Linked DNA regions of Homo sapiens: all the other regions are linked to region 1. A link is an interaction called in ENCODE POLR2A ChIA-PET data of the cell type or tissue named here. Cell type or tissue: PC-9. All regions are shown on one strand. Links, peaks and the distances in the headings refer to the core of each region. The heading gives the core; the rest is flanking DNA. Region 1 has its middle 6.7 kb from the start of CDKN2AIP. Region 2 holds the start of LOC101929996 (a long non-coding RNA gene). Region 3 overlaps IRF2 (interferon regulatory factor 2). Region 4 overlaps RWDD4 (RWD domain containing 4).

Region 1 (8,116 bases), core at 1,585-5,584:
CGCACATATATCTCACAGGGCCTAGAGGAGATCCAAAAGGTTCCCAAGAAAGAGTTGAATGGTGAAGTGCCTACCAAGCACCAGGGTCCAAGGTGAATGAGGCTAGGGGTGGTCAGCTTGTCAGCAAAGGGAGATGCAGCTAGTTTTCAGCAAGTCATCAGACCAGTGCCCGTCAGGCCGCATCAATAGGAGAGGACCCTCAACCTCTCCTGAAATGATCAGTGTGCATTGCTTGTGCTGGTAGATCAAGCAGTTATACTCCCAGCAGAGCCCACAGGGAAGAAAGCACAAGACAATGCTAGGATGATAACCAAGCCTCACCCCACCACTGCCCTCACTAGAAATCTACTCAGAGGAGAAAAGGGAGAGAATTCTAATGAATTGAGAAAGATCCACTATCATCCCAAATTGAGTTTCAAACAAGTGACTGAGTTCACAGGATTAAATTTTCTGCTGTAAGTGGAAGCCCATTCACTGAAACTGGTTCTGTAGCATATCTCTCTGAAGACATCCAATAAAAATTCCAGCGGCAAGCTGGCTTTTCTGCAGATGGCTTTCCCATGGAGCAACATGAAGGGATTGCCCCTGTTCCTGGATGTGACTGTGGAAGCAAGAAAGCCTTTGGCAGGAAGGTCTGCATGTGGAGAGGCTTGTGAGGAGCAAATACTCCAGTTATGGCCAAGGTTATGACTTGATGTGAGAAATACTTCATGGTGAGGGGAAATATTTTATGCTAATGATGTGTGAGGACACAAATCTGCCAAATTACAGTGATAAGGTGGGATGTTCTGAAAAAGTAAGAGAATGTTTTAAGAGTGATCCCCTCTGTTAGAAGCTTTGAGAAATCAAGTAGGATGAAGATAGGTAGTAACAGTCTGATTACGGACTGGAGCCACCTGTGAGCTTGGCAAAAGCCGTTTTTACTGCAGTGATGAAGACTCCATATCAGAGTGAGTTCAGGAGTCGGAAATGGAGATATTTGGCTGTAAAGGGGAGAAGATAGAGGAAGCTGGACAGGGTCATGGGGTCAAGGTGGCTTCAATTTCAGATGGGAGTAGCCTGAGCATGTTGCCCACTGCTTGAAGGCAACTCACAGAAAAGGAGAGTTTGAGGATCTGAAGAAAAAGAGGGTAATTAGCAATTTCTGCAGACATAGGTGTGGCTGGGATCCACACACAGGTGGAGAGATTAACCTTAGGTGGGCAGACACTTCCTCTGTTTTAAAAGAAGACGTTTGTAAGTTTGGAGCTGAGACGTTGACATGGAGGCCATCTGATGGTGCAGAGAATGCTCGCAATGGATATTTTAGAGGGCAGAAGAGCAGGCTGCCTAGATGAACATAGTCTTTTTGGCCAATTTAAAATTACAGGCTGGGCGTGGTGGCTCACACCTGTAATCCTAACACTTTGGGAGGCCAAGGTGGGCAGATTACTTGAGCCCAGGGGTTCAAGGCCAGCCTAGTCTACATGGCAAGACCCTGTCTCTACAAAAAATACAAAACATAGTTGGGTGTGTTGGTACATACCTCTAGTTCCAGCTACTCAAGAGGCTAAGGTGGGAGGATCACTTGAGCCCACGAGGTCGAGGTTGCAGTGAGTTGTGATCGCACCGCTGCACTCCAGCCTGGGCGATAAAGGGAGACTGTCTCAAAAATTAAAATAAAATAAAAATATAATGTGTGCACACAAAAATGAAACATCTAAGTAGAAAAAAAGAGGCATAAATGAAAGCAAACAATCTCCCTCACTCAACCTGGTCCCACTCTGTGGACATCAGCATTCATGTCATTTCTATCTTGATTTCTTTGGGTGATTATTTTCATAACTCCAAATTAAATGCTTATACTTCCATTTCTTATTTTTTCAACTTTAAGCAGTACTTATTTCACTCCTGAATGTTGAAGCTGAGAAATCCATATCATTTACACTACCCCTTTTTTCTCCTAATTTTTGTTATCTTTTATTGTTTTCCCGTTGGCTACCTGTCATAAATTCAAATATTATACTTAATCATCATTTTTAAATCTATCAACTTCAGGCAGGTAGCTCTTGATTTCCACATCATGTAAGAAAATTCTGGAGAGACCATATTACAGATATTTAGATATTCCCAAAATATGCGTTCAGGATAAAATCTAATCTCTAGTGATAAATCGACAGCAGATGGATAATTCTGAAGTTTTCCTACTTACCTGCAGGATTTATGCCATTGTTTTTACATTAAGCCTTAACATTAATAAATGTTAATAAATTTGTTTGCTGCTGTGAGGATTAAGTAGATTGCGAAGTTATATCTTTCATGGGGGTGAGTTTCTAAAACCAGCATGTAAATGGAAGTCAGATGTGACTCCACTTTACCTTCTTTTCCTGTAGTGTCGCAATTGACCTCTACGCGGTGGCTCATGCCTGTAATCCCAGCACTTTGGGAGGCTGAGGCGGGTGGATCACCTGAGGTCAGGAGTTCAAGACCAGCCTGGCCAACATGGTGAAACCCCGTCTCTACTAAAAAAATACAAAAATTAGCCGGGAGTGGTGGCGGGCGCCTGTAATCCCAGCTACTTGGGAGGCTGAGGCAGAGAATTGCATGAACCAGGGAGGCGGAGGTTTCAGTGAGCCAAGATCGCACCACTGCACTCCAGCCTGGGTGACAGAGTGAGACTCCATCTCAAAAAAACAAAAACAAAAACGAAAAAACAGAAAGGCCCCTTGGGCATCTACTGATGTGAAGTTAGAGAACTATGGACTTTCTCTACAGGTTCACAGATTTTCGTTTGATTAATTTCGGTTGCTAGTGACAAAAAATTATGATTTAAAATGGCTTGTGCTGAAACAAAAAGGGAATTTATTGGCTGTGTTATTCAGAGTCCCGAGGGGGACTCTCCCCCGACTGTGGGATCCAGGTACTGAAACAATATAGTCAGGAAACCTGTTTCTCTTGTCTCTACAGTCTCAGGCAAGCTCTTCCTACGGAGTGGCAAAATGCTTCCTATTAGCTCACAGCATACGTTCTTCATAGCTCAGCAACTTCAGTAGCAAGAGAGCTTCTCTTTCCTGGTAGTTTCTGCCAGCGTCCTAAGGTTCTGTTGGGAGTTCTTTTGTCCTGTTGAGTCATATATCCCTTACATAAACACTATCCAGGTGTATGAAATGACTGTACAGGTCTGAGTCATGCACTCGCCCTAAGAATGATAAAATATCTGAGTAAGGTCAGTATCATGCAAGGAAAATAACAAACTCAATAAATAAAAGAATTTACACTCAAGGAAATGGAGATAAAACAATATGAATAGAAGGATGGCCAAATACCAGAAAAGATGTTAAAGAAACGATAGTAGTAAGCAGGTTTAAATGACACAAGGCAATTCTAAGAGGCACTGCTGTCAGGATGGCTTCCATTTTAGCCAAAGTGAAAAACCTTTTTATACCAATTTTTACATTTTTATATGCTGTTTCGTAGAGCCTTAAGGAAGACAATTTCATCTTTTTAGTCTTCATGTTCCTCCTCATGCCGACAAGGTGAGATATTATTATATTTTATTTTCCCATCCCTTTGTGAAGCTCTACACCTATCCCTCATCCCAGAATGTGGGGGATTTAAATCTACGAGAGAGATGGAGATCAGAGAAGAGTTGGTATTTGGAGAACTGCAGTTCAACTTCCCATAAACCAATAAACTTGATCCTGATTCTTCAGAATCATGGAAAATTTAAGCTGGAGGAGGACCTTAGAGATTGCATTTATTTCGTAGACAAAGAAACCTAGGTTCAGAGTGGTTAACTTACTGTCCAAGCTGATTATTGTCCAATGATTAACTCACAAGGTGTGGTGACTGAAAGATAAATAAGAACTGAGCTAAGACTTGTTAAATCCAGGCCAGGTACAGTGGCTTACGCCTGTAATCCCAACACTCTGAGAGGCCAAGGCAGGCAGATCAGAGGTCAGGAGTTTGAGACCAGCTTGACCAACATGGTGAAACCCCGTCTTTACTAAAAATACAAAAATTAGCCAGGCATAGTCGTGCGCACCTGTAATCCCAGCTACTCAGGAGGCTGAAGCAGGAGAATTGCTTGAACCCAGGAGGCGGAGATTGCAGTGAGCTGAGATCGCGCCACTGCACTCCAGCCTGGGCAACAGAGTGAGATTGTATCTCAAAAGAAAAAAAAAAAAAGACTTGTTAAATCAAAAAACTAAGATTATGACCACAATAATCCACTTAATTGTTGGGCCCTTTGGGAATTAGGAGCAGGAAGGATAAAAAAAAAATTGTGCTTCTTTGTACCCAGGGCTCCAGTTCATCAATGTGTGATTGCCTTGTAAATGTGAGCAGCCAAGGAAGCAGAAAGGAATGTTCCTGGAGGGATCTAGAAAGCCAGAGGAAAGAACAGCATAGAGCTTAATTTAGTGATCAAAAATATAGACTTGGGAGTCAGACATTCCTGAGTTGGAATTCTGGTTCTGCTAATTACCATCATTGTGTCCATGGGCAAATTATTTCACTTTTCTAAGTCTTCGTTTCCTTACCTGTAAAAGGGGATACCAGCACCTATGAATCATAAGAAATAAACGAGATGATGTCTATAAAGGCACATAGTTTAAATCCAATTAATGAACTTTAGAAACATTTTAGGTTTTATTTGGTAATATTGACAAAGTTTAATAATTGTTTGTTGTTTATGCAGAGAACATTTTTTTTCAAATAAATTCTGAGTATGGTAGGTACAAATCTCTGTCCATAATTTCAAGGTGTGTAAACAAATGTAGCTACAGTATTTTCCTCTGATTAAATTTTTGTTCTTTTCTTTTTTTTTTTTTTTTTTTGAGACAGAGTCTTGCTCTCTCGCTAGCCTGGAGTGCAGTGTCACAATCTCGGCTCACTGCAACCTCTGCCTCCTGGGTTCAAGCAATTCTCCTGCCTCAGCCTCCCTGGTAGCTGGGATTACAAGTGCACACCACCATGCCCGGCTGATTTTTTGTATTTTTAGTAGAGAACAGGGTTTCACCACATTGGCCAGGCTGGTGTCAAACTCCTGAACTCAGGTGATCCACCCACCTCGGCCTCCCAAAGTGCTGGGATTACAGGAGTGAGCCACGGCGCCCGGCCTAAATTTGTTTTCTATTTTAAGGTCCCATCCTACCAAATGGTGGAAACTTAATTTCAGTCACCTGAAGATTTTACTTCCTTCTGTACGAATTTGAGTATCCATTCCAGGGAGCTGACACAGTGCTGAGGCACAAAGGCAGGGTCAGGGACAAGGTGAGGCGCTCCCAGGCATCCCCTGAAATAGCCATCTTCCCACCAGGTTTTGGCCCACAAAGGCCACTGCTGCTTCCTCCTCATCCCTGTAGCAGCGCCTCTTTAGGTCAGGTGACTCTCCCTGCTGTGCTCATGCCCCTCTCAGGCACGGGTGAACATTCCATCGCCTACTGCACTGTGCTGGGGAGCACAGGTTCTCTCTGAGGCCCTCTCAGTCCACTTGCCCACACATGGCACACTGTCATTTCTAGTCTACTCCTCTGTGCCGTGCCAGGGAGAAGGGATGGATGCTCCAGATCTTGCAGCTTCGCTGGCTTCTGCTGGGAATGGGCATGGCCACCTTACTCATGGGTCCCCCAAACCTTTTAAAATTGCCATCATCCTTCCCCACCTCTCTGCTTCCCTTTCTCCCCGCACCACCCGCCCCCCCCCCCCCGCCCCACCCCACCGCCGCGTCCCCGCTGGCCAGTTGCAATTCGGCCTTGGAGGTACAGGTAGGCAGGACAAGGGGCCTCTCTTCTGGGAACCATACCAGCAGTCGAATTCCCTAGCTTCCCTCCTCACCCTTCAAGTTTTCCTTTCCATTGGATAATTTCTTATCTGGATATGAGGTAGCCTGGGTCTTCATTTGTCCTCCGAAACCTGTTATTATGCCCATAAAAGCCAGGGCATTGCTTCTCCTGCCTTCTCTTCTCTGCTGCATCTTGTAAAAGGCAATGGCCATAGAACTCCCACGCCTCGAGCAGAGGCAGAAGCAGGCAGAGGCAGTTTTAAAGGTTAGAGCCGCCCCCGGAATCCCCTGAGGAAATGAGGGAAGGAGCATCCTTAGCCATATCTGCCAAAGCCCCCTTAGGTATTAATACTACAGGCTGATTTTTAATTTTTCATAAGCAATTTCTTTAACCTTATAGAATAGATAGAGCAGCCTTGTGGAAAATTTGCAAGCTAATAAAGAATATGTGGATCAGGCCGGGCACGGTGGGTCACTCCTGTAATCCCAGCACTTTGGGAGGCCGAGGCAGGCGGATCACCTGAGGTCAGGAGTTCAAAACCAGCCTGACCAATACGGTGAAACCCCATCTCTACTAAAAATACAAAAATTAGTGGGTGTGGTGGCATGTGCCTCTAATCCCAGCTACTTGGGAGGCTGAGACAGGAGAATTGCTTGAACCCGGGAGGCGGAGGTAGAGGAGAGCCAAGATCACACCACTGCACTCCAGCCTGGGTGACAGAGCAAGGCTCCATCTAAAACAAAACAAAACAAAACAAAAACACAAAAAAACCAATACATGGATCAATGTAGTCATTCCTGCAAAGATCTTATGATTAGCTCCCTACCAAGGACTGCACCGATGAGGCCAAGGTTATAAAATATAATGGGGGAGAAATGAAGCAAAGGCGAAGAAAAGTGCTCAGCAAGTGGCCTAAACAGGAAGAATGTGCTGACAATCTTTGATGGGCCACCAAAGACAATATTTTAAAATCCCATTTTCGTCTCTTCTCCCCTTTATGCGACAGTTGGTTGAATAAGGATAAGTTTTTAAAAACCTCAATTAATTTTAAGAAAGGAAACAAAGTAAACGTTTTTCTTCCCACCAGGGAAGACAATTTTGATGTTAAACACCTCATTGATAGTGGTAATACTATGCAGTCAATTTTAAAAACGAGAACAAAAGCAGTGTTTTATTTCTCACTAGGGAAGGCAGTTTTAAACACCTTATTGAGGGTTGTACTGCCAGGCTCATTTGGGACTTGATAATAACTGCTCTTGACAAGACAATACTGAAAACACAGGGTGAAACCTACCAGCACTCAGACGAGTTTTCACTCCACCTACTAGCAAAGGCACATTTTCTCTGTTTCCTGAAAGGAGTGTTAGAGGGCAGTGCCATCCAATTATTTCCACAATGCCAAGTCTCATGGAAATGAATGCAGGAGCTTACGCGGTTGACTTCAGTGAGACTCAGTGTGGTAAAAATGGATTCCCCAGGGCTTTGATACAGAATGAAGAGTGGGGGATGTCTATTCACATTCATTTATTTTTCCAATCTAGAGTTTAAGAGGAGGAGAACACTCCTTTTATCACTGCCACCTGAAACTAGAACCAGAAAGGAAGGGAAAAGAACACGGTTATATCACCCCCAAGGCTGTGAATTTACTTCTTATCGTGGGGGAAGGCCTCTGGTGGCACATTTTAGTAAGCAAGTAGGTAGAGTCATACACTGTGGCCGAAGGCTTCAGCTTAGACTCACGAGAGGAGCTTGATGTGTGTGGACTGTCCCGCTGCTCACTGGGCGTTGGCCTGGCCTCAGTGGCCCTGGGTCATAGTATTGTGGACTTAGCATCACCATTGTGTGTCCGGAATTGGTGGGTTCTTGGTCTCACTGACTTCAAGAATGAAGCCGTCGACCCTCGCGGTGAGTGTTACAGCTCTTAAGGTGGCGCGTCTGGAGTTTGTTCCTTCTGATGTTCGGATGTGTTCGGAGTTTCTTCCTTCTGGTGGGCTCGTGGTCTAGCTGGCTCAGGAGTGAAGCTGCAGACCTTTGCGGTGAGTGTTACAGCTCATAAAAGCAGTGTGGACCCAAAGAGTGAGCAGCAGCAAGATTTATTGCAAAGAGCGAAAGAACAAACCTTCCACAGTGTGGAAGGGGACCCCAGCAGGTTGCCACTGCTGGCTGGAGCAGCCTGCTTTTATTCTCTTATCTGACCCCACCCACATCCTGCTGATTGGTAGAGCCGAGTGGTCTGTTTTGACAGGGTGCTGATTGGTGCGTTTACAATCCCTGAGCTAGATACAAAGGTTCTGCACATCCCAATTAGATTAGTTAGCTACAGAGTTTCAACACAAAGGTTCTCCAAGGCC
Region 2 (8,116 bases), core at 1,378-5,377, 100 kb before region 1:
TTCTCGAAGACATAATAGCACAGTTAACAGTAGGACTAGAGTATTTTTATAATTCTCTGCTCAAGACTAAGAAAAACAAAAAAAGCACATGATACAATATAACTACATTATTTGGCTTATAAAATATGTCCTCCTCTGAGTCTTACAGGCTGCAATCTACCTGCAGTCTGATGTGCAGCTATCTGGTGAGTGCTTCTTGAAACCCGGATTCAAGAGAGAGCTAGGTGTTTCCTCTTGCTGAAGTCCACATTTTGAATTACAGCTTCCACGTGGACAAATGTCTTCCTTCCAAAATGGCTGCCCCATGCGACTCATGTCCTAGCCTGACCTCATCAGGGAAATCTCTCTTCCCTCCCCACAAAGTGGGGAATTCCCCTGCAGTCTGAACGAGAACAGCATATCCCAAGTCAGCACAAACAGAGAGGACGCTGCTTTTGCAAAAGAGGTTTTCATTGCAGTCAAAACTGAAAACTTCTTTTCCCCATCACACCAGTCCTGCTGCTTATTCTGGGTTCTTGATTAATTTACTCTAGAAACTAGAAATTATTCTGGACTCCTGTCTTCCTACCTCCCACTTCCCCACGTCCGACTAGCCACTTGGTCTTCCAATGACTCTACTTTCTGAATAGCTCTCAAATTAGTCCACTTCCCTCCATCCCCCATCCCACGGCCTCTAATCCAAGGTGCCACGATCACCCTGAGGTGGACGACTCCAGTTTCTCCCATTCCAGTCTCCTCACTACGCTGTCCACAGTGATTTCTCCAAATCCAAATCTATTCACATCAATTCCCTGCTAAAAACTTTCACAGCTCCCCATTGTCTCAAGTGTCAATCCTAAAACCCTTGCAAACATGCCCCAACTTACTTGTCTTATTTCATCCACCTGCCTCAAAACACCTTGTTAGCCTTCGGGACAGCTGTAGGGTTCCCAGAAAATGCAGCCTTTCACAGCTGTCTGACCTGGCCCCAGCGGTTCCCTCTGCCTAGAATGTCTTCACATTTTCCAGCTGGCAAATGCTTAGTCTTCCTTCAAAATCCATCCAATGTTTTTGTGCCTGTGTTTTTAAACATGAAGTTTCTCTGACTCCCCTAAATGGTCAGCAGCTTCCTCCTCTGAATCCAAAGCACTTTGAATGGAATTCAGACAGCATTTTTCTTATTTTATTTTATTATTATTTTTTTTTTGAGATGGAGTTTTGCTCTTGTTGCGCAGACTGGAGTGCAATGGCGCAATCTCAGCTCACTGTAACCTCCACCTCCCAGGTTCAAGCGATTCTCCTGCCTCAGCCCTTCAAGTAGCTGGGACTACAGGTGCCCGCCACCACACCTGGCTAATTTTTCTACTTTTAGCAGAGACAGGGTTTCACCATGTTGACCAGGCTGGTCTCAAACTCCTGACCTCAGGGGATCCGCCTGCCTCGGCCTCCCAAAGTGCTGGGATTACGGGCATGTGCCACTGCACCCAGAGTTGCATCTTTCATATTTTATAGCAATTGTTTTCAATTCTGCCTTTCTTCTTCTTCCCCAGACTGAAAGCTTCTGAAGAGAGAAGACTATCTTTGTATCTTCACTTAGCGCAAGACCTAGACATAACAGAAGCTCAAGAAATGTATTCATTAACTCATTCATTAAAAATAATTGTTAGTGTTTGTTGCTTGTGAAACTGTGGGCTGAGTGCTGGGGATGTAACACTGCAAGAGACAGACGTGATCCCTGTTCTCTGGGAACTTGAATGATGAACAAATTAACTAAACATCCTGCAGTTTTGTTTTTTTTCTTCTTAAAACTATTTCAGTTTTGCTCAGCCTTCACCCAAAGAATTCAGATTAGTTGATACTTACACTATCATCTCTTCCCTAAAACACCAACCTTGCCAGTGACAGTATTAGGACCAATAAATATTGCCATGTTTTGAGTTCAAAGAACTTCAAGTCCCCGTCTCTGCCTTCCGGAGGTGTGTAGTCTGGCTGAAGAGTGAAAACCAACATATGGAAAAATTAGGAAACAATATAGGGAAATAATTCAGTGCTAATTGTTTGGGACAGACTGCATATTTTCAGAAGGGAGATAATGAAGTCAGTCATATAATTAGTGTATAATTGATAGCTCATGCTGTGCACACCATCAGTGAATTCAGCACAGCAGCAAGATAACTTTCAATACACAAGACAAGGCTTTGCTCCCTACCCTAGCATAAGAATCAGATCTGTGGGAAAATGGACCTGTGCCTCAGCCTGGGAGGTGAAAGGGACTTCCACGATGACATGTAAAAAGAAACAGAAAAGTGCCGTCCCAAAACTCATATTTCTGGAGTCCCTTTCACAGAGCATGGAGGCGCCTGGGTTGGAAAGAGCTGCTGTTTTACTTATCAATTTGTTTTTCACAAGAAGAGGAATTGGAGAACAGTGGGGGGAGAGGGTCATTCAGGACCCCAAACTCTTCATGGCCCCCAACGGGTTCTTGCCAAGGGCGACAGGAAAGCACCTGCCATACTCTGAGTGTTTGTATTCTTTAAAAAAATTTTTTTTTATTATACTTTAAGTTTTAGGGTACATGTGCACAACGTGTGGGTTTTTGTATGAATAGATTTTTCCTCTTGAATATTCCTTTCTCAAACACCCTTGTTCTGGCTGCCCCCAATCCCTTATAAGCCAGCAAGCCAGGTCTGTGGCTTTGACAGGAGCAAACACAGCCCTGAGCTGCTCTCTGCATGGCCACCCTCCCTGAGGAGCCAGTGGATTCTCCTTCTGGCGCTCGGGGGCTGTGCAAGGGGAATGCAGAAGGCTGAATTCCACATTCTTGAAGCTGTCTGCAACAAATCCGGCCTCTTGAAGAGCCCCTTAATTGAGGTATTCTGAGCTTTATCCCAATTAGCCTCATCAGTGCTAGAGTAAATCCTCTTCACTCTTTTCCTTCATACCTAAGAGTCTAGATCAGGACAAACCAGCCCCACACAGCAAAAGGGAAAGGAACATAGGAACCAGCATTGCCTAACTATATGGACTACATTTGTTAGACTGTTAGACTTCGGGCAACAAGAGACAGAAATATTAGATATGGTTTGATAGGCATAATATTTCTAAATGTAAATGCCTTCAAAGGCCTCTGGAAAGACCCTCCCTTAAGGAGACTCCCTCACGTCCATTGCACATCAGTTAAGCAGTTAAGGACTTCAGAGAGAAAAGAAAGGCAGCCCGCAGTTACCATGAGAACGTGCCCTCCTGGTCTCAGAGACTTTGTGTTTACATTTTTAACTAGATATGGCCTTAGCAGCGTTGGCCCAGGTTCCACACTTGAAATTAATGCACTGGAAGGCTCGTAAGGGTCAGAGGTGAAGAACCCAGGCTTGTGTTTCAGCCCAGCAGACTCGGCAGGGATGAAACAACACGTGGGTCCCATGGACACTGATGTTCTTGGGTTTGTTTCAAGGAGATAGCACGCTCTGTTTGTTAAAGCTAACAATTGTAGCGTTGACGGAAAAAGCTTGACTTGGTTTTCATTCTTCCCTGAAGTAAACACTATTTTTTTCTTTACAGTACAATGACGCGATGCACATTTGGAAATATGACTTTTTTTCTTTTGGTAGCACAGTACCTAGAATCTCCTTTAAAAATCTGTTTCTAAAGGGAAAAAAGTTCCATTTGAAGGAAGCATTAATATTTTCCGTATGTGTTGGCTCCCGAGGGTGGAATTAATATTCAGATTCAGATTCAACCCATGTGGGTTGGCAAGTGGAGGCGTGTAGATCACAAGCAAGCGGCAGCCGTGCGAGTCTCAACTGATCAAGAAATCCACCAACCTCGCAGGTGTGAAAAGCTGGTGGGGCTCAGTGGGCTCAGCTCTGAAATCAAGCCCTCAGCCAGGCTTTGAGATGAAATTTCATGAGCAACACCGATTGAAGCAGCTCCTCTCATAGGTCAAAAGATACTTTTCCACTTTGTGAAACGCATGGGCGAAGACATTCATGGAGTATCTGAGCTGCAGGGGGCCACAGAGATCACCCCGTGTGGTCCCATGTTTGACAGCTGAGAGCAGTAGAATGCACGGTAGCAGCAGGACCTGCCCAGGTCTGGATAGCTCCAAGGTCAGGCATCACTGCCCTCAGTCCCAGGCTCCCAGTGCTATGCCCAGGGCCACGCACATAATTCTACAATCTGCAAACCATTTTCCCATTTTGGAAAAAAAAAAAAATATATATATATATATATATATATTTTTTTTTTTTTTTTGAGACAGAGTCTTGCTCTGTTGACTAGGCTGGAGTGCAGTGGCATGAGCTCGACTCACTGCAACCTCCGCCTCCTGGGTTCAAGTGACTCTCCTGCCTCAGCCTCCCGAGTAGCTGGGGAAAATTTTTTAAATGTGCATATGTGATTCCAGAAAACATAAACAAATAAGATTTGATGTTTCCGGCCTTCTTAAGCTGTCATTTTATAAAAATTAGTTTCTTTTTGCTTTGTAGAGATAAGGTCTCACTCTGTCACACCCAGGCTGGAATGCAGTGGCATGAGCTCGACTCACTGCAACCTCTGCCTCCCGGGTTCAAGTGATTCTCCTGCCTCAGCCTCCCAAATAGCTGGGAAAAATTTTTTAAATGTACATATGTAATTCCAGAAAACATAAACAAATAAGATTTGTTTCTGGCCTTCTTAAGCTGTCATTTTATAAAAATTAATCTCTTTTTCTTTTTAGAGATAAGGTCTCACTCTGTCACGCCCAGGCTGGAGTGCAGTGGCACACTCATAGCTTACTGCAACCTCAAACTCCTGCTCAAGTGATCCACCCACCTCGGCCTCCGGAGTAGCTGGGACCACAGGCAGGCGAGCGTCATCACGCCTATCTAATTTTTTTTTAAATTTTTTGTAGAGACAGGGTCTCACTATGTGCCCAGGCTGGTTCCAAACTCCTGGCTTCAAACCATCCTCCCACCTCAGCCTCCCAAGTGCCTCAGCCTCCCACCACACCCAGTCAATTTTTTTTATAAGTAGGTAGTACAAAAGCACAATATAAAATTCAAAATACATGAAAAGATATACAGTAAAAGTAAATCCTCTTCCTACTCTTGACCTCCAGTCCCTTAGTTTCCTTCCCTAGAGGCAGGCATTGATTCTGGTTTCTCGTGTATCCTTTTGGACAAACCCTAAAGGGCAATCTTTTAAAATTATTTAAGATGCATTTTTGAGCCGGGCATGGTGGCACATGCCTATATTCCCAGCTACTCAGAAGGCTGAGGCAGAAGGACAGCTTGAGCACAGGAGTTCAAGGCCAGCCTGGGCAACGTAGCAAGACCCTGTCTCAAAAGCAAAATTCATTTTTGCCATTTTTTCCTTGTGATCACAAACGCCTGTGTGGACACTGACTGAATAATACCTAGTATTGCCCAGGTAATTTCTCATGAAAGCTAAATAGCAATAACCTGAGAAGATCTACAGGCAGGTGGGAAAAAGCAGATTGCGGCCTGATTGCTGCTTTCCTTCAATATTTTGTATCCAACATCTACATTTTCTTTCTAAAATTTCTGTGTCTACAAACAAATGAAGAGCTCACAACATGGCTGTTCAGAATTTGTGGTTTTCAATAAGCAACTGCCACCATTTAGAATAATCAACAGAAAGCCAGTTCTTCAATTTTTTTTTTTTTTTTTTGAGATGGAGTCTCGCTCTGTCACCCAGGCTGGAGTGCAGTGGCATGATCTTGGCTCACTGCAACCTCCACCTCCCAGGTTCAAGTGATCCTCCCGCCTCAGCCTCCCGAGTACCTGGAACTACAGGTACACACCACCATGCTCGGCTAATTTTTGTATTTTTAGTAGAGACAGGGTTACGCCATGTTGGCCAGGCTGGTCCTGAGCTCCTGACCTCAAGTGATCCACCACCTTTGCCTCCCAAAGTGCTGGGATTACAAGTATGAGCCACTGTACCCGGCCCCCAATTCTTCATTTCTGAAAGACAACAGTCACAACCTGGTTGCTATAGTTTGGATATGGTTTGTTAGGCCCACCAAGTCTCCTGTTAAAGTGTGGTTTCAGTGTCGGAGGTGGGGCCTGGTGGGAGATGTTTGGGTCATGGGAGTGGATCCCTCATGGATGGCTTGGTGCTGTTCTCATGGTAATGAATGAGCTCTCCCTCTATTAGACCCCAGAAGAGCTGATTATTAAAAAGAGCCTGGCACCTCCCTCCACTCTCTCTAGCTGTCTCTCTTCCATCCTCTCTTGCCACGTGATGCCGCTCCTCTTTGCCCTCTGCCATGAGTGGAAGCTTCCTGAGGCCCTCACCAGAAGCAGATGCTGGTGCCTGCTTCTTGACAGCCTGCAGAACCACGAGCCAATAAAGCTTTTTTCTTCACAACACAACAAACCCAGACTCGGGTTTTCCTTTAAGCCTTTTCAGATAATTCGTCATTATCTGTGATTTAAAATCGAGACTCATAAAGAATAAGGTAGAAAGCCAGGAATACCTATTTGTTGTGTCTCTTTCTGAGCTTTCTCTGATATTTATGTACCCCCATTGCTCCAGGTCATGCCCCCTTTCTTTGCTGGGACTATTAAAATAGACGCCTTTGGTTATCCCTGCATAATCAAGACACTGTGGTCAAATCCTAGGGGGTGAGTGGGAGAGGGTTACAGGGAAAAGTCAGAGGTAACAGGGACCATGGTAATGAGTTTCAGCTTCATTGTACTGACACTGACAGTGAAATGCTATTGCAAGATTTGAAGCAGAGGGTTTACCTCAACACACACACACACACACACACACACACACACACACGCAAACACACACACACACACACATACAAGCAGCTGAGCCTTGAACAACAAAGGTTCAAACTATGCAGGTCCATTTATATGCAGATTTTCTCCCACCTCTGCCACTCCTGGGACAATAAGACCAACCCCTCCTCTTCATCCTCCTCCTCAGCCTACTCAACATGAAGCTGACGAGGATGAAGACCGTTATGATGATCCACTTCCACTTAATGAATAGTAAATATATTTTCTCTTCATTATGATTTTTAAAATATTTTCTTTTCTATAATTTATTATGCAAATATGGTGCATAATATATATACAAAATATGTGTTAATCAACTGTTTAAGTTATTGGTAAATCTTTTGGTCAACAGTAGGCTATTCGTAGTTAAGTTTGGGGTGTTTGGGGTTTTTTTTGAGACAGGGTCTCACTCTGTCACCCAGGCTGGAGGACAGTGGCATGATCATAGTTCATTACAGCCTCGACCACCTGGGCTCAAGCAATCCTCCCACCTCAGCCTCCCAAGTAGCCAAGACTACAGTCATGTGGCACTACATCCAGCTATTTTTTTTATTTTTTTTTTTTATTGTTTTTTTAAGCAGAGATGAGGTCTCACTATGTTGCCCAGGGTGGTCTTGAACTCCTGAACTCAAGCAATCCTCCTGCCTTGGCCTCCCAAAGTGTTGGGATTACAGGTGTGAGCCACCACGTCAGGCCTAGTAGTTAAATTTTTGAGGATTCAAAAGTTATATGTGGATTTTCAACTGTGTGGGGGCTGGCATCCCTAGCCCTGTGTTGTTCGAGGGTCCACTGTATGTATATGTATATTAAAAATATTTATATTGGTCGGGCTTGGATATGGCTCACTCCTGTAATCCCAGCACTTTGGGAGGCCAAGGCGGGTGGATCACAAGGTCAGGAGCTCGAGACCAGCCTGGTTAACACGGTGAAACCCCATCTCTACTAAAAATACAAAAAATTAGCCAGGCCTGGAGGCGGGCACCTGTAGTCCCAGCTACTCGAGATGCTGAGGCAGGAGAATGACGTGAACCCGGGAGGCAGAGCTTACAGTAAGCCAATATCGCGCCACTGCACTCCAGCCTGGGCGACAGAGCGAGACTCCGTCTCGAAAAAAAAAAATAATGTATATCATATATGTGTGTATATATGCACAAACACATACATATAACATATTTAAATGGTTCAGACTGCCATGTTGAGAATGACTGTAAGGGAATCAGAGGCTTTGTAGGAGCTGAGCTGAAAGATGATGAGGGCTGAGCTGTGGTAGTAGTGGTGGAGATGAAGAGAACTGGATGAATTCAGAGCATGTCTTGAAAGGAGAGGAGACCGAAGTTGCTATTGGA
Region 3 (8,116 bases), core at 2,321-6,320, 1.0 Mb before region 1:
TTTATATAAGTTTCTAAGAGGAAATGATGAATAGGTACAAAAATATTTTTTGTACTCTCTTTTGTTTGTTTTGAATTGGTTTGTAAAGAGAGTGATTATAGTAAGTTTATAATCCTCAAGTGAGGAGGAATTAAAGACAGTTGGCTCAAATTCAGGTAAGAAACCCAAGTTAGAGAATCAAGGATAATGGCAAGACCCCCAGAAACAATGCCTTCATAGGGCAGAAGTTAGGACAGGGCTTCCTATCCGCCCAGAGTGTCCCCAGGTCTTCCGAGTGACGTCACGCCGGGCCACAGAAGGGCTGGGCGAACACCTCAGGTGCAAACCTTAGCCAGTGGGACTCAGGAACTGGAGGGAGCCCCAGAGCTGCCCGTGCCATATTGAGGCTTCTTCCCTGCATTGGGACCACATGGATGATCCAGGAAAATTCCCCTCTGTCAAGGTCAACAGACAACCTTTAAATCACCTGCCTCCTTAATTCCCATTTGTCACATAACACAGTCTATTCACAGGTCGCAGAGGCTAGCGTGTGGGATACTTGGGAGGCATTATTCCACCTGTATCATGTGTTAACCAAACCACCTCACACTCTTCATCCGACGCAGCTACAGAGTGTTTGGGGAGATGTGGCCATCAGGTGCCGAGGCCCTCACAGCTGGGGTGACCGGCTGCCTTGATGGCATTGACTGGATGTTTGCCGGACTCTTCACTTCCCTGGGGCGATAAATTGGAAGATGTTATTCAAAGGCCTAGATATTCCTGTGGTTTATTTCAGTATTTCACCGTCTCCACTGTATTATCACTAACTGCCGTGTTTGAACCGGTTGTATGTTGTGGAGGGCCGAGCCACAGGACTCGCGTAGACTCGGTACCCTCAGTACGTGTTGGCTGAATTCAGTTGCAGTGACTGACTTGGTCCTCCAATTGTTATTTGCTGTCCAGACACAGAGGCGCCTGCAGGACATTGGTGCCCCTGGGCTCAGGCACCCGGTTTCCCGGTAGGGAGGGCGGACCGGGCCGCAGGAAAGCGCGTCAGCCGGGTGTGTGCCCTGGCTGGACCGAGGGGTTTCCTCCGCTCAGTCGGCAGGGACCCTCGCTGAGGTGCGAGGACACATGGCTGACTCTGAACTCGCAGCTTCAGGGAAACCTTCCAGCAGTTTCTCCACCGCGGCTCTCACGTTCCCCGTGGCGCAGCTTCTTCGTATCACCAATGGCTCGGACACGCGGGCGCCACCCCTCTCTTGCCCTTGTCGTTGTTCTTCCTTTTGTTGGGAATGTTCTTTCTTCCCTTCCACCTGAGGATCCCTTGGCTTCCAGGCCCAGTTCAGATGCCCCCTCTTCTAGGAAGCCTTCCAGAGTCCTCTCTTCTGGGTTTTTACATAAAATATTAAAACTTCCCCATAGGCCTTTGAAAAAAATTCATCTATTTGAAGTGCAGAGTCACATTTTTGTGAGGCGAATGAACTAATGGGGGTGAGTCTGATGCAGAGAGGGAACTCGAACCCAGTGTGTCAGACGCCCGTGATCAGTGTGATCAGTGATGGTGGGTGTGCGGCCGCAGGGCAGGCACCCACTCCGGTGTGCTCTTCCTGGCAGGCTTCGAGTCTCACCTCCGGGACACCACGTCTTGCTTGAAAGCTTGCTTTAACACTGACGTGCCCACCTTCGTCTTTGCAGGGTAAGTCCTTTGAGGCCAGAGATCATGTCTTCATCATCTTTGTATACTCCACAGAGCTTTAGATAATGCTTGGCACACAGCGATTTTCATGCGGTTGGCTCGGGGTAAGGTTTTTGGAATGAAAAGTTGAACCAACGTAATTCAAAAGTGTATTAACATCCTTAGCCGGATTCACCCGGAAAATGGCATGTAAATAGTAAAATTTTTTTTTAGGTTGCATGCTTTTTGTAGTCATTTTATTTCCTTTGCTTATCATTTGTTCATAAGTTTATCCATCACAACGTATAGTTAATATCATCCGCCTTATCCTCCTCAGCCCTTGCCCTCAGTGAGTTTTCCAGGAGGGATTCATCCACTTTCTTATCAATGAGTGATTACTACATGTCATTATGTGCAAGCTACTGTGCTCGGTATTTTGGGATGAGTGAGATGGGACTCCTCCTCACAGGACTTTATACAGAGATAAGCCCGTTGCCAAGTACCTGAAGCTGTAAGCTTTGGTTGCATCAGAAGGTGGAAGGAGGCTGAGTGCGGTGGCTCATGCCTGTAATCCCAGCGCTTTGGGAGGCTGAGATGGGAGGATCACTTGAGGCCAGGAGGTTGAGACCAGCCTGGGCAACATGGGGAGACGCCTTTCTCTACAAAAAAAAAAAAAAAAAAAAAAAGAAGAAGAAGGAAGGGAGGGGGAGGGGAGGGAGAGGGAGGGAAGGGGGAGGGGAGGGGAGGAAGAAGAAAGGAATCAGTGGGATAAGAGGTTAGAAGAAGAAGGTGGAGGGAATCAGTGGGAACAAGAGGTTAGAAAGGTGGGATGGGGATGAATTATGGTGGCCAGGAGTCCAGATTTTATTCAATGGGCGTTGTGGAACCATGGAAGGATTTTCTGCAAGGTCAGGAGCCATTTGGGGAGATTAATCTGGCCAAGAATGTGCAGGGTGGAGAATATGCTTCTATTACAGAAGGTGGACCCTGGACATCGTCTTGCTCCTTGTGGAACACTGACTTAGTCACTGCAGTTAGGTGGAGCACGGGCCCTACTGTTTGGAATTTCTTTGGGGAAGTCTTAGGGGAGACCAAGGAAATCTCACCTCATACTTTTCCTCCTAACATAAACTAGCCTTTATCTGTTTCTTCTCACGGTAGCTCTGCTAAGTTGCTATTAAGATCTCTGTTTAGTGATGAGGAAACTATGGCTTGGCGAAGTTGAAGGTTGTGAGTGGTGAGGTTCCAGTTCAGGTGTGCTTGACGCCAAATCTGAGCTCCCACTACCATATTATGCTTTAACAAGGAGAGGGAAAGAAAAGAAATCATTGTGGTCCTGGGAGGGGTTGGCAGAGAGGGGAAATAGTGACCATCCAATGGATGCCAGATCCGACCCTCCCACCTCTGGCTACCATTCGGAAACTGGTGAGAGGCAGTAGGTATCTTCCAAAAATATTTGAAGACAGTTCTGCAGCTTGCAGAGGAGACATGGATTCTTGCTTCGGAGGTATTCCTGTACTTAGAGTGGTAGCAATTTTGGCTCTTTTTCCAGTTGGAATTCATTGGTAATTGGGATGGTTTATCCCAGGAATAGAATCAAACTAGCGGAAACTGTAGTGCGTAAGTTTATAGTTTGTGTGCTGGAGCTTGACCAGATTTGAACATAAAGAGTTAAATTGGATGTCTCCATAATAATTAATAATAATAACACCAAGAATAGCTGGTAACCTTTATGGAGAGCTCCCTGGCAGAGGGGACAGCTTAAAGGAAATCCTCAAAGGAAAAGTGGCAGCAAGAAGCAGATCCTGAGGGCCAGCCTGTGGATGTGGAGTGTGGGAGGAAATCATTTACTCTCATCCAGGGGAAAAGATAGTGCCCTTCAAATCAACCTTTCAGAACAGGTTATTTTCAGGCAACTGGTTTTTGGGAAGGCGTTGGTTTTCAAGGTAGTCTGCTAGTGATGTGATTGAAGTCAGAAAGCAGCAATTTTGTTGCTCTATGCAAATAGGTTTTCTTAGGTTCCAGTTCCAGTATGCTGGCTCTTTGAGTTTCTGTTATTTGACTTTTCACAAATACTGACCACATTGACATCTCCTCTCTCTTGTCCCCTTGTCTTTTCTGTGTTCCTGAAGGGGCAAAACACACCTTTTGAGGTCTGTGGAGCTCAAAAATGAAGTCAAAGGTGACTGGGTGACACAAACAGCTCAGGTAATTCAGGTCCTGCCGTTTCTGCCACGCTCCTCCTCCTCAAGCCAGCATGGCTCAGTTATCCACTCTGATGTCTACCCTTTTCCCACGTGCCTCCTCTTATTGAACTTGTTCTCTATACTGTTACGTCTCCAGTGTCTGCATCAGAGGACTGAGAGGTCTTTTCCGGCTTGCATACTGCAGGCTGACACAGTCTTAAAGGAACTTCCTACTGCACTCTGAGGAGGAGGAGCTGTGCCTTCTCGAGGTCATGTTACTTCTCCTGTACTGCAAAGGCAGTGCTCAGAGGACGTGCTGATTAAGGGAAATATAGGATCACTTCTTTTCCCGTTTTCCATATGGAAAGAAGCTTTGAAAATGCAGTATGTGCTCGAGTCCATATGCTTTGAAATCTGTGCATGATTCTTGCTTTGCTGAATTGCAGAGGCTGATGCCATCTAGATGCTGCGACCCAGGGCCAAACACACCTAAGGGTCCCAGCATGAGTTTCAATTTATAAAATACTTTTAAAAGTCAGTCTACCCTTTTAGGTCTTAATGGCCTTGCATAAATTTTTCTAGAAAATGCTCTTTAAAAAAATGATGGAGTAAAAAATACTCTTAGATTTTCATAATTTAAATGTATCTGGAAGGTAATTTATCTGCAATTCACAGTTTTCTCATGTTGTCTGTTTTTTACAGAAAAGAATATTACATGTGTATCTGCATCAGATTTCAAGATCATTGTAGTTTTTTCTTTTTTTAATTTTAAGACAGCATGTTTCACACATGATTAGATTACTTGGGAAGCATTCCTAGAAGTGACATGGCTGGGTCCAAGGGTGTAGTTTTAAAATTTTTAATACCTTGGCCAAGCTGCTGTTTGGAAATTTTGTACCTATTTTATACTCCCATAGTGCATGTAAGATGCAAAACACTATTCTAGATATTTTACATGTTTATTTGCTTTTTTCTTCTCTCTCTATTTCTTCTTTCTTTCTTTCCCTTTTTTTTTTTTTTTTTTTTTTTTTGAGACAGGGTCCTGCTCTGTTGCTCATGCTGGGGTGTAGTGGCATGATCATAGCTCACTGCAGCCTCTACCTCCTGGGCTCAAATGAACCTCCTGCTTCGGCCTCCCAAAGTGCTGGGATTACAGGTGTGAGCCACCGCATTGCCTTATTTTACATGCTTCTTCATTTAATCCTCACAAAGCCTGATGAGAACAGAGAAGGTCAGTAACCTGCCCAAAGTCACAGCTAAATGATAGAGCTGGGGGCGAAAGCAGGCAGTGCCGCAGAGCTCCACGGTCCATGTTGTTGCTGCGCCCGGTCTGCACTTCCATGGCAGCCGGCATGAGAACATGAGCAAAGAGAGGCTGTGATGAGACTCCTTCCTTCTGGGAGCCTCTGGATATGGCTATGGCCTCGTCTTTCACTCTGCTTCTTGATTCATCAGGTAGGACAGGTGCAGAATGCTTTTCCTGGGCCGAAGCCTATGGTCTTCGCATTCTTTGTGCAGCGGTATAATTTGGAAAGAAGCAATGGTCACTTTGGAGAGCCAGCCCCTTTGCTCAGCTCTCCTGTGCCCCTGTGCTGCTGTCGTTGCCCCTGTCACCTCTGCCAGCATCATTTCCCATGACTGCAGTGCTGGGGGGACTTGGGCCTGGCCTGGGTCCCTACATCACCTGAGGAGGGTCTCCAAATAGAGGTGTGAAGGTTTTACAGAGATTGTGTAGGGATTTCAGGCTTTAAACCCTTGCTTGTCTTTGCTGCTGCATTTGGTGTGAGAGATTGCAAAAAATGTGTATGTTTTTATTGGTGCAACCCTAGGGTCATACAGGGTCAAAAGGCTTCCTCTTTTAGGAAGAGTCCCAGACAGCTGCTAACTTATCTTCTTGTTCCATCCCTGTTTATGGGGGATTTGTATTTTTAATTGCCTTTCACTCTGAACAAAGACTGAGCAAGCAGAAAGTGTTGGGAAGGGCCCCAGGGAACATTCTGGCTTGTGTTTTCTTTCTGATCTGTGGGCCTGGGGGACTTCAATGTTCACTTTCCTGACAGGAGGAGACAACCATAGGAACTAGTGTGGTGTCCAGTGCCAGCTGGGGAAGGAAACCAGTTTCCTAGCATTTATGTTTCAGGATCAATGGCACATGTAGAAAAATACTATATCCCAGGGGTTCTATATTACCAAGAATACCCCTGAAGATGAAGCCCATTTTTGGATCCTCAGTTCTCATGATAATGGAGTTTGATGACCTAGAGTCAGCTTTGGCATGGGCTAAGCCAGAGCACCCTTTTAAAATGAGGATAGTAATGAGAACGACCCCATGGGGTTACTGTGAGGGTTAAATGAGATAATGTATAGAGTTTAATGCTGAGTGCATCATGGGTGCCCAGTGAATAGTCATTGCTCTCACAATCCCCACCACCACTATTATCTCCCTAGACATCAGGAGAACAATTTTGTGAAGCAACTTTGGACTTTTGCATGTATATATTTATAAACAATTCAGTGCCTGCAAATGTAGAAGCTGATTTAAGTACCTTGGCCCTTATGGTAGGAAGGTCTCTGGGGCCCCTTCACCTTGACCCTCTTTACCTTTAGAGTTTCTTCTTTCTTCACACTTTCATGAGGAAGTATGTGCCTCTTTGAACTGAATTTCTACCCAAGTACCATGGAATCTAAACAGTTCAGTGCTTTTCAACTTCTCACGTTGCATAATATTTGCCATTTGATTCAAAATTACGTGATAAAAGAAATGGAGGAGGTAAACTTGCCAGACAATTCCTGTGTCTGTTTTTGCATTTGTGCTTCTGGGTATTTAGTCTTTTCGGTTTGCACCAGGGCTTCCGTGGAGGAGGAGGGCATGTGAAATGGAGCAGTTGCTTACGTACTGGTCTCAGTGGACGGTGTGGATGTCATTCATAGGGCATGCACAGCAACAAACAAACAAACAAACAAATGCCATTTAACGTGATCCTTGGAAAGGTATTTTTATAATAACTTTAGTTTTTAAATCAAATATTTAGAATGTCATGGAGAAAGAACAATGATATTACAAATGCCATCATAAAGGAACCTTAGGGAGACTATTTTAAAGAAATTTTGAATCTAAATATTTAAAGCTTTTCTTATTTTATAAGTATTTTATGTATTTGATTGGTAAGGTAAAGCACATACGTATTGTTAGGTAAACTCGACTTAAAGGAAATAATACTTTTAAATGGCTACTTAAGATTTCAAATTTTATAAAAATATTTAGGAAAAGTATTTTTCCACTTTCTAATAAGCAGAAATAGTTTGCATTACATTTTTTCATTTCAGAACTAAACAGTGCTATTATTCACTACATTAAGCCTAGTGTGTGCCAGATTAATGTGTAATATAAATACAGTTTAAGGAAAATGATGCTGATTTTTCGTGTAGCGTGATAACAATAATATATTCCAAAGATTGAAATAACTTGAAATCTACTGCAAGCCCCAAATCCCTTATTTGCAATCCAAAATGCTCTGAAACTGAAAGTTATTATCATGACTCATTTGGCAGGATAGTCTGCCCTGAATTGACATGAAGCTATTCATAGCTTTTATTTATCCCAATCAGTGTGAATGTTCGTGTTTCACTGCAGAAATATTAACTGTGTTGGATTAAGGGGTTCTGCCCTAATTACTTTCCGGGGTGTTTTGTTCCTTGTGGTATATGGTATGTGTACCGCATTATCTTGCTAACATCCACACACTTTTGAATTCTGAAGACTTTATCTGGCCCCAAGATTTTGAATAGAAGACGGTGAGCCTGCGTCAGTATACCTAGCCCCTACAACCAGAGGCTTCTCACATCCTGGTGTTTCCAGGAACAGTCGCTCTTTATATCTGTTTCAGGTGTCAGTATTAATGAGACCCCATTCACATTCAGAAGTGCTCCATTTTGGCTTGGTCACCATACTAACCACATACCATAGTTCTTGGTAACGGCCAGCGCAGTGTTGGTGAACATCAGTACATTTCTAGTGAATTCCCATGTATAAAATAAACAAGATCTACATAAACAACATTCCAGATTGTATCTTGAAAACCTAAAGTCATTTAAAGCATTATTGGTAAGGTATCCCCGACTGCCTGTCTAGATGGCATTTCCCACGCATTGGTGCACGCTTCTTTTGATGGCAGTTCATCCTTCTCCTCACTGTGATTGCCTGTGTCCCTGTCTTCTCTTTCTAGGCTGCAAGCTCCTTCCGTCATTGCGTATCACTGTGCTGGGCGTATAT
Region 4 (8,116 bases), core at 935-4,934, 200 kb before region 1:
TTTTCAAACTATCATCCCAGTGGAGCGGAGTACTCAGTGAACAGTTACTCCATAGTGCAATCCATATTAATAGGCTTCTTCTCTTAAGTCTTCATCTCTTCTTTTGCTTAATTACTGAACCGTAAATTACTTCAGAGAAATTTAAATGCTGGTATTTGAACTTTATACATGATACTTTTTGTAGTTTCTTTTAATTTTTGAAAGATGAACTGCTTCCTTTTAATAAATTAATATCTATTTATACTTTTCTCTTGATTTGGGTCAAGATGTTTGATCATGAGTGCTTTGAGTGGTATGTGGAATAGGAGAATATAAAAACAAATCTGCCAAATACACTAGAAAGCATTTTAGTAAGAAATGCTGGCCCTTTCTTAAAACATTTCTCTTGCATATACCAGGATGGGAGTAAAAGATGCCTTAATATTTAGTTTTTGTATTGTTGGAGACATTGATTTTAATAAAATCCTATTTATCTGCTGTTGTGTGCTTTTAGTTGTTGGATAACTGAGGTCTCCTAAATGGTTCAACATAAAACCACATTTCAAGTCTTGTTTCTTTTTGGAGTGTCTTTTCAAGTATTCAAATGTATTTCTCAACCTGAGCATCTTTTTAATCATATACATGGGAGTCTTTTAAATGCTGAACTGTTACACATGCTTGATTTAAAAATAATAATAATAGAGGAAACTATTGGTCTAGTTGTGCCAAGAAAAGTTTCTGATGTTTATGTGTGATGTACAGTGATTTTGTATATGCGCCCAGCTTTAAGAACACATAAAACTATTACGTCTGGTAGGAAGATTGTTAGTGCCTCAAGTTACACCTGTGCAGCTTGGGTCTGAGTTTTGATAGAACAGTAAACATTTAAAGAAGTTAAGAGCAGTTTGAGCTGTATCCGCGGTTTTTACTCGTTAACTGACTTCAGCTAAATAGTTTGAATTATAGAGTAAGTATAATTACAGCAAAGGAGTTAATCTCATTTTCAAAGCTGTTTCTCATTTTATTTCTTGAATTAATGTAGAGCAAAACATGTTAAAATTCAGGACCACTGGAATATGGCAACTTATGTTTCAGGGTTGTGTGTGGGTAGTATTTGTGGTTGTATTGGTTTGTTTTTTGTTTTTGGAGAAACATCTGCTAGTGGAATAAAATACTTTGTTTTGCTCTGAAGAGACTGAAATTGTTCAGGCTTATTATGGCTCATAGATTACAGAGAATGATGCTAGTTACATGCCAATGAACTATTTTTACTCTTTTTATATGAAATGTAAAAATTTGTAGGGGTTCTGGTGATGGTGGTACCTCTTATTACCTTATGTAAAACACTTGAACAGCCTCATCAATATTGCCGTCATCTGTTTAACACTCCCAGTATATTTTCTCAATGTCTGTTTACTTAAAATTTTGTGGAGTGACATAATTAATAAGCAATAAAGTCTGAATTATACACAGCGATTTTTCTACACATTTTATTTCAGATCACTTCAGAGAGAATTGTTGATTTTATAAATCTGCATGGCCTTATGGTGCAAGATGTACCCTCCTACTAGAAACTATTCAAAATGTTGGATTAAAAAATGTTTTTCAAATGAGCTCACAGGAGAAAAGGAATGCCTAGAGGCCAAAAAATTCAGTGAAAGTTGGAACCTAGAGGTTAAGGACAGCTTTAGTTTTCAGCTTCAAGGGCCCAGAAGACAAGAGATGAAGGCCAGGATCAGCCTAGGTTAGGGAGTCATACCCCCGACACATCTGTAAGACTGAGGCCCATCCTCCAGTGCGAGCCCTGAGGAAATTTCTGTCTTGGAACTGGTTCTGGATGGAAGAGTAAAATATAAGTATATACATATATATACACATATATAAGTATGGATACACACACACTCCTGACAGTTTGTGCCCCCAAGTTACCTCACACTTGGATTTCAGCCCAAATTCCTCCCCCTATGTATGATTTTAAAACAGACAAAACCTCAAGCCAATATCTTAGTTGAACCAAATCAGTAGGGGCTCTAGGTAACTGTTAGAAATGAACACACATCTCTGTTCTTTCAGAACTCAACTTGAACCCAGACCACCAGTGAGGTGCCCCATAAAGAGTTTATGGAATGTGTCCTCACAGTCAAAAATCACAATACATAAAAGCAAGGCATGAGAGCCTGCCCAAAAATCTTAGGGGAACAGGAGCCACAAGGGTATAGTGATACTCTACAGACTCAAAGTGTGTTTTAAATAAATAAACTGAATGGGGAACAAGACAATTATCAGAAGATTTGAAAACCAAAGAGAACTTCTTGAAATGAAAAAATTGAAATTGAATTTAAAGATGACAAATACACTTGCAGTGAACCTTGACAAATCTGATATGTTTAAATATCCTATGGAATGAAACGGGTACTGGCCGGCACTTTGGATTTTCTCTTTTTGATTGCAGCATTAGAATCATTCCACACCGTTTTGTCACAGGCCACAGCTTTTTTTTATTTGTTGCTTGATTCAAGCTTTCACCAAGCCCTGCTTGGTACTGTAGATGTGCCTAACCCTGGATCTTGGAATTTTTTCGGAGGGTTTTTCTTTTCTTTTTTTTTTTTTTTTTTTGTAGAGAGATAGGGTCTTGCTCTGTCACCCAGGCTGGAGTGCAGTGGCACGATCATAACTCACTGCAGCCTCCCCAGGACCTAGGCTCCCGAGTAACCAGGACTCCAGATTCCCAGAAGAGAGCAGTATTGAGGATTCGGCCAGTGTTTCCAGAGGGCTGGCTGTGATTGCTTTAACCATAAATTTGGCAGGGTGTGGTGGCTCACTCCTGTAATCACAGCACTTTGGGAGGCCGAGGCAGGCAGATCACTTGAGGCCAGGAGTTCAAGACCAGCCTGGCCAACATAGCAAAACCCCATCTCTACTAAAAATACAAAAAAACTAGCTGTGCGTGGTGACAGGCACCTGTAATCCCAGCTACTCAGGAGGTTGAGGCATGAGAATCGCTTGAACCCGGGAGATGGAGGTTGTGGTGAGCAGAGATCACACCATTGCACTCCAGCCTGGGCAACAGAGCAAGACCCTGTCTCAAAAATAAATAATAAATATAAAAGTCATGCTATGTAGTAACAATAGAGATTTGTGTTTGCGTGTTTTTACCTTTGAATATTCCAGAGTGAAAACAGAACAAGAGGGATTGGACATCTAAGATTCAAAATTTCAGTATTTTCAGTTAATGTGACAAAAAAATAAGTAATATGTAACCCAGAGTGATTTTCAAATTTGTGTTCCTTTAGTGAGGAAATTAATTAGGGGTCTTTACTAACATTTTTTAATGGAATGGGAGACAATAGAATTGAACAGAAAATACCAGCATGCACTACCTGTTGTAAGAGGGTTTTTTTTCCCTGTGAAAACTTTAGTTTGGGGTGTGCATGTATGGGTACTGAGTCACTATGTAAAGTTTATTAAAATGAGTCATGAAAAAAGTGTGAAAGCCACTGATCAGAGCACGCGAAAGATGAAACGACTTTTATATGAAGATTGTTAATTTTCAGAGGCACAAAATGTGCCTTTCAAAGGGCTAAGGACTTTTATCATTGATTTTTGCATTATTCCTGAAGATCAATTAAGTAAAGCTACATTGCACAATATGAGGAGAGGAGCAAGTGTTTGATTGAGAATGAGATCTTTAATGACTTTGTAAATTTGTAATAATGAAAATTCTTGCATGATAATTTTTGCTTATATGAAGAGCTGAGAACATTTTAAGAGGCAATGCCTGAATAAATAAGTAATTTTAATAGCCTTAATTTCTCACTAATGAGAACCAAAAATAAGAAAATTATTTTAACTTTCCCATTTCTAGAGGAATACCATTTTTGCTTGCTGAGCTTCCTGTATAAATCTAGTTTCCAGAATAAATTGTCGTAATAGGTTGATTGTGGTGATACAGTAAGGCAGGAAGCGTCCCCACCCCTGCCCGTTTTCTGTTTGTTATTGCTGGCACCTGGGAAGTTTTAAGTGATCTTGCCTGTTTGGCTGCAGCCTTCTGGATCTATAATAGGTCCTTTTCTCTGCCTGCCACGAAGTCTGGCCTGTTGGGAAACTATTCTTGATATTTTAAATAACAAACTACGTCTATGCTCTGTTGTTAGTGAAAGAGAATCCAGCTTAGAAAAGAAGGAAACTGTTGGGGAGTGGAGGGGGGGATGCAGATTTAAAATATTTTGCTTCATAATTGGGTGATTAGAAATCAACCTTAAAAGTTTAACACTGGGGCAGTTTTTAGAGTACACAAAGCAATCGGGGAAAATCTTTGTGTTTAACATGGCGGTGGAATTGACTAAGGAGGAAGCTTTTCCTCCTAACTGCTCCGGCTCTTCATTCTCCTGCTCCTACGGCAAGAAGACGCTGCATGCCATATGTTTGTTTTTACAGAGGGCAGTAGGTGTTCTGCATTGCTTACAGTCAGTCTCATCTGTGAAGGAACATACGAAGATTTGGACCCTGGAGCCTACGGGAGATTTTCATCTCTGAGGCTTCTTCGCAGAAAGCCAACACTTTAGCTTTCATATTCTCTTCACTATCCTTTGTATTACTAAAATCACACTTTTTTCAAATATCTACGCAACAGTATGATTATTTTTAAAACACAAAACTATTGGCCTGGTGTGGTGGCTCATGCCTGTAATCCCAGCACTTTGGAAGGCCAAGGCGGGAGGATCAGCTGAGGTCAGGAGTTCGAGACCAGCCTGGCCAACATGGTGAAACCCCATCGCTACTAAAAATAAAAAATTAGCTGGGTGGCCTGCAGTCCCAGCTACTCAGGATGCTGAGGCAGGAGAATCGCTTGAACCCAGGAGGCAGAGGTTGCAGTGAGCCGAGTTTGTGCCTCTGCACTCCAGCCTGGGTGACAGAGACAGACTCCGTCTCAAAAAACAAAAACAAAAAAACTATCAAACCTTTTCCTCCCCCTTCTGTTTTTCTGAAGATCGCTAAACCTACCATTGTCACTTTGCCATTTCACTTGATAAATTACACTAACAAAATATTCTTTACCTCCCACGGGCATCTCACAAATTTTAAATTGATAGATGTTAGTTTTTTTTGTTTGAAATTCTCATGATAACTGAGGAATCATGCAGTTTTGGTTATAAGAATGTCCGTCCATCTGCTGAAGGAAAGCTGAACTCCCGCTGCATGCTGACAAATACCATCTGTTACATTTTTCCGTTGGTTTCTATATTTTTCTTTTTATATGTCAGTGTTTTAAAATTTCTTATTTTTTATTTTTATCAAAGTCATACATGTAGATAGTTTTAGAAGGCAAGTAGTTCTGCAGGGCTTTTAATTTTGTAAAAAAAAGATCTTTTTCCCTTCTCTCACAATCTCCACCCCGCGGGGGTAACTAGTTTCGGCTACTTTTAGCGTGAACTAGTCTCTAAGGCCATAGACTCCTGCTAGCTCTGGCCCTCCCCTCGTCTTCCCCAACATGATCCTGCCTGTGGCCTTTGTTCTGGCTGTTTCCTCTGCTCCAAGTCTGCTTTTTACTGAGTGAGGCGGAAAGCCTTCAGAGGGTATGTATTGAGCGGAGGAGTGAGGGGATCTGACTTGTGTGTTGAGAATAGGCAAGCAAGAGGGAAGGCAGGAAGGCCAGTTAGGAAGCTGTTGAGGAAGTGGGTGAAGAATGACGATTCCTTGACAAGGGTGGGAGGTGGGAGTGGGTGAGAAGCGGTCAGTTTCTGGATATATAGTGAAGGAACTGCTGACGGGCTTGCTGGTGAATCCAACGAAGGATGTGGGAGAGCTAGAGGCATCGAAGCTAACTCCAAATTGGATTTTAGCCTAAGCAATTGAAAAAAAATCAATTGATAATGATACTAGTTTTGTTTAACTGATCCTATAAATAAGGCAATCCTATAAATAAGTAAGGTAATCCCAGTGAAACTGCAACTGGATTTTTAAAAGAAAGAAAAGCTGACTCCAAAGTTCTTAAGGAAAACTAAGCATACCAGAATAGACAAAAAAAAAAAATTTTTTTTCAAAAACAGTGATGATGTGAGTTTAGTTCTTTCAATTAGTCAAACATGGCCCAGCGCAGTGGCTCAGCCTGTAATCCCAGCACTCTGGGAGGCCGAGGCGGGCGGATCACTGGGTCTGGAAATCAAGACCAGCCTGGCCAACAATAATGAAACCCCGTCTCTACTAAAATACAAAAATTAGCTGAGTGTGGTCGTACACACCTGTAGTCCTAACTACTTGGGAGACTGAGGTAGGGGAATTGCTTAAACCGGGGAGGTGGAGATTGCAGTGAGCCGAGGTCACACCACTGCACTCCAGCCTGGCGACAGAGCAAGACTCCATCTCAAAAAAAATAAAAATAAAATTTAGTCAAACATTTCCAGCAGCAAGAATTAAAGTGATACTGTGCTGATACCTGCTCAGATCAATGAAAGAAAATAGAGCCCAGAAATAGACCTAAATATATATATATGAGAAAATTTAATATGCAGTTTCTTCAATGTATGGTATTGGAGAACCAAAGAGCCACTGGGGGAAAAAGGAAAGGTACTCCTATCTCACTCTTAACATCGCAGTAAATTCAGAGAGATGAAAAAAACTTTTAAAATAAAATGGATTTGTAATCCCAGCATTTCGAGAGGCCAGGATGGGAGGATTGCTTCAGCATAGTAGTTTAAGACCAGCCTGGGAAACATAGTGAGACCTCCATCTCTACGAAAAATTTTAAAAATTAGCCTGGTGTGGTTGCATGTGCCTGTAGTCCCAGCTACTCAGGTGGCTGAGGTGGGAGGATCGCCTGAGCTGGGAAGGTCAAGGCTGTAGTGAATCTGTGATCATGCCCGTGTGTTCCAGCCTGGACAACAGAGCAACACCCTGTCTCAAAAAAAAAAAAAAAAAAAAAAAGAAAGAAAAGAAAAGAAATGGAGATTTTAAAAATAGTTTCAGGATGAGACAACCTTCCCAAAGTATGACACAAGACTCTGAAGCCATAAAGAAAATGTTACATTTGATGACATAAATGTAAAAAATTGTGCGTGGAAAAAATTGCATAAATAAAACTAAGAAAAAGTACTTTTAGTATACTTATACATAAAAAACTCTTAGATGTGACAGTTTCAGAAAAGGAAATGTAAATTTATGTTAAACAAAAGGACACACCCTCATCACAAGAGAAACTAAAACTGCAGGGAGATTCTGTTTTTCTCCTGTGACACTGGCGAAGACTGAATAGCTTGGTGACATATCAAAGGTGTGAGGAAACCGGTTCTCTCTCACAAGTTGTTTTGAGTGTAAGCTAATGCAACCTTGACAAAGGACAATTCAGCAATATCCATCAAAATCACAAAGGCCTTTGGTCCAGAAATTCCACTTCTAGAAATTGTTTCCACGTCTGTGCTTGTCTGTGTGAAATGATCCATGTACAGGGATAAAGTCTTGTGTCATTACTTGCCCATACTCATCAGTATCTTCAGGTATGTCCTGGGTCAAAGGAGCCGGATTAGACAGGGGATCAAAGAAAAGCATTTGCATCAGAGTAAGGGGGATGTACGAGAATGCATACCCTGCCACATTATTTGTGTAGATGTAAGAAAATGATGTCTTTCGGCCGGGCAAGGTGAGTCACACCTGTATAATCTCAGCACTTTGGGAAGCCGAGGCGGGCAGATCACCTGAGATCAGGAGTTCGAGACCAGCCTAGCCAACATGGTGAAACCCCGTATCTACTAAAAATACAAAAACTAGCTGGGCGTGGTGGCAGATGCCTGTAATCCCAGCTACTTGGGAGGCTGAGGCAAGAGAATCGCTTGAATCCAAGAGACGGAGGTTGCAGTGAGTCGAGGTCGCGCCACTGCACTCCAGGCTGGGCAACAGAGCAAGCCTCAGTCTCAAAAACAAACAAAAAAAGAAAATAATGTCTTTCCACTATAAAGTGGAGAATTATTGAGAGAGTCAGTCCACCACGGGCCCCGGGACCCTGCGTGTCTTTGCAGACTATGCCAACCTGCAGGGCCCACCACGCTCTGACCAGGGTGTAGCCATTTGTGTAGCTAGTCGTAGAGGCAACCACAGCACGACTGCCAGGCCACTGTTTGTCCCATAGGGAGGAGACTGGATT

What was found. Peaks named below come from ENCODE experiments on the same cell type or tissue, not always from the same donor. Only the 100,000 strongest peaks of a DNase experiment are listed, where the experiment ranks them.
Region 2: POLR2A ChIA-PET joins it to region 1 with 16 read pairs; 2 of 35 experiments call an interaction of 5 or more read pairs at or near these places.
Region 3: POLR2A ChIA-PET joins it to region 1 with 5 read pairs; 1 of 35 experiments calls an interaction of 5 or more read pairs at or near these places.
Region 4: POLR2A ChIA-PET joins it to region 1 with 14 read pairs; 4 of 35 experiments call an interaction of 5 or more read pairs at or near these places.

The regions. Positions count from the first base shown.
Region 1 is chr4:183,433,900-183,442,015 of GRCh38, reverse strand. No RefSeq gene overlaps it. Among named protein-coding and RNA genes, the nearest start is that of CDKN2AIP, 6.7 kb to the left of the region's middle. RefSeq lists an enhancer at 2,820-4,019. In PC-9, for the core only: no CTCF peak of the experiment used is centred there; a DNase peak (open chromatin) is centred at 3,125; H3K4me3 peaks cover 570 bases; H3K27ac peaks cover 2,100 bases.
Region 2 is chr4:183,536,508-183,544,623 of GRCh38, reverse strand. It overlaps LOC101929996 (a long non-coding RNA gene), which reads right to left and starts at 1,002. Exons shown (of 4, transcript XR_939540.3): 1 at 867-1,002; 2 at 161-382. RefSeq lists enhancers at 2,777-3,572, 6,553-7,119. In PC-9, for the core only: no CTCF peak of the experiment used is centred there; no DNase peak of the experiment used is centred there.
Region 3 is chr4:184,449,529-184,457,644 of GRCh38, reverse strand. The region is part of intron 1 of IRF2 (interferon regulatory factor 2); the gene reads left to right. Among named protein-coding and RNA genes, the nearest start is that of IRF2, 21 kb to the left of the region's middle. RefSeq lists an enhancer at 4,080-4,139. In PC-9, for the core only: no CTCF peak of the experiment used is centred there; a DNase peak (open chromatin) is centred at 4,024; H3K4me3 peaks cover 664 bases; H3K27ac peaks cover 902 bases.
Region 4 is chr4:183,632,974-183,641,089 of GRCh38, reverse strand. It overlaps RWDD4 (RWD domain containing 4), which reads left to right. Exons shown (of 8, transcript NM_152682.4): 8 at 1-1,455. Among named protein-coding and RNA genes, the nearest start is that of RWDD4, 22 kb to the left of the region's middle. In PC-9, for the core only: no CTCF peak of the experiment used is centred there; a DNase peak (open chromatin) is centred at 3,429; H3K27ac peaks cover 1,777 bases.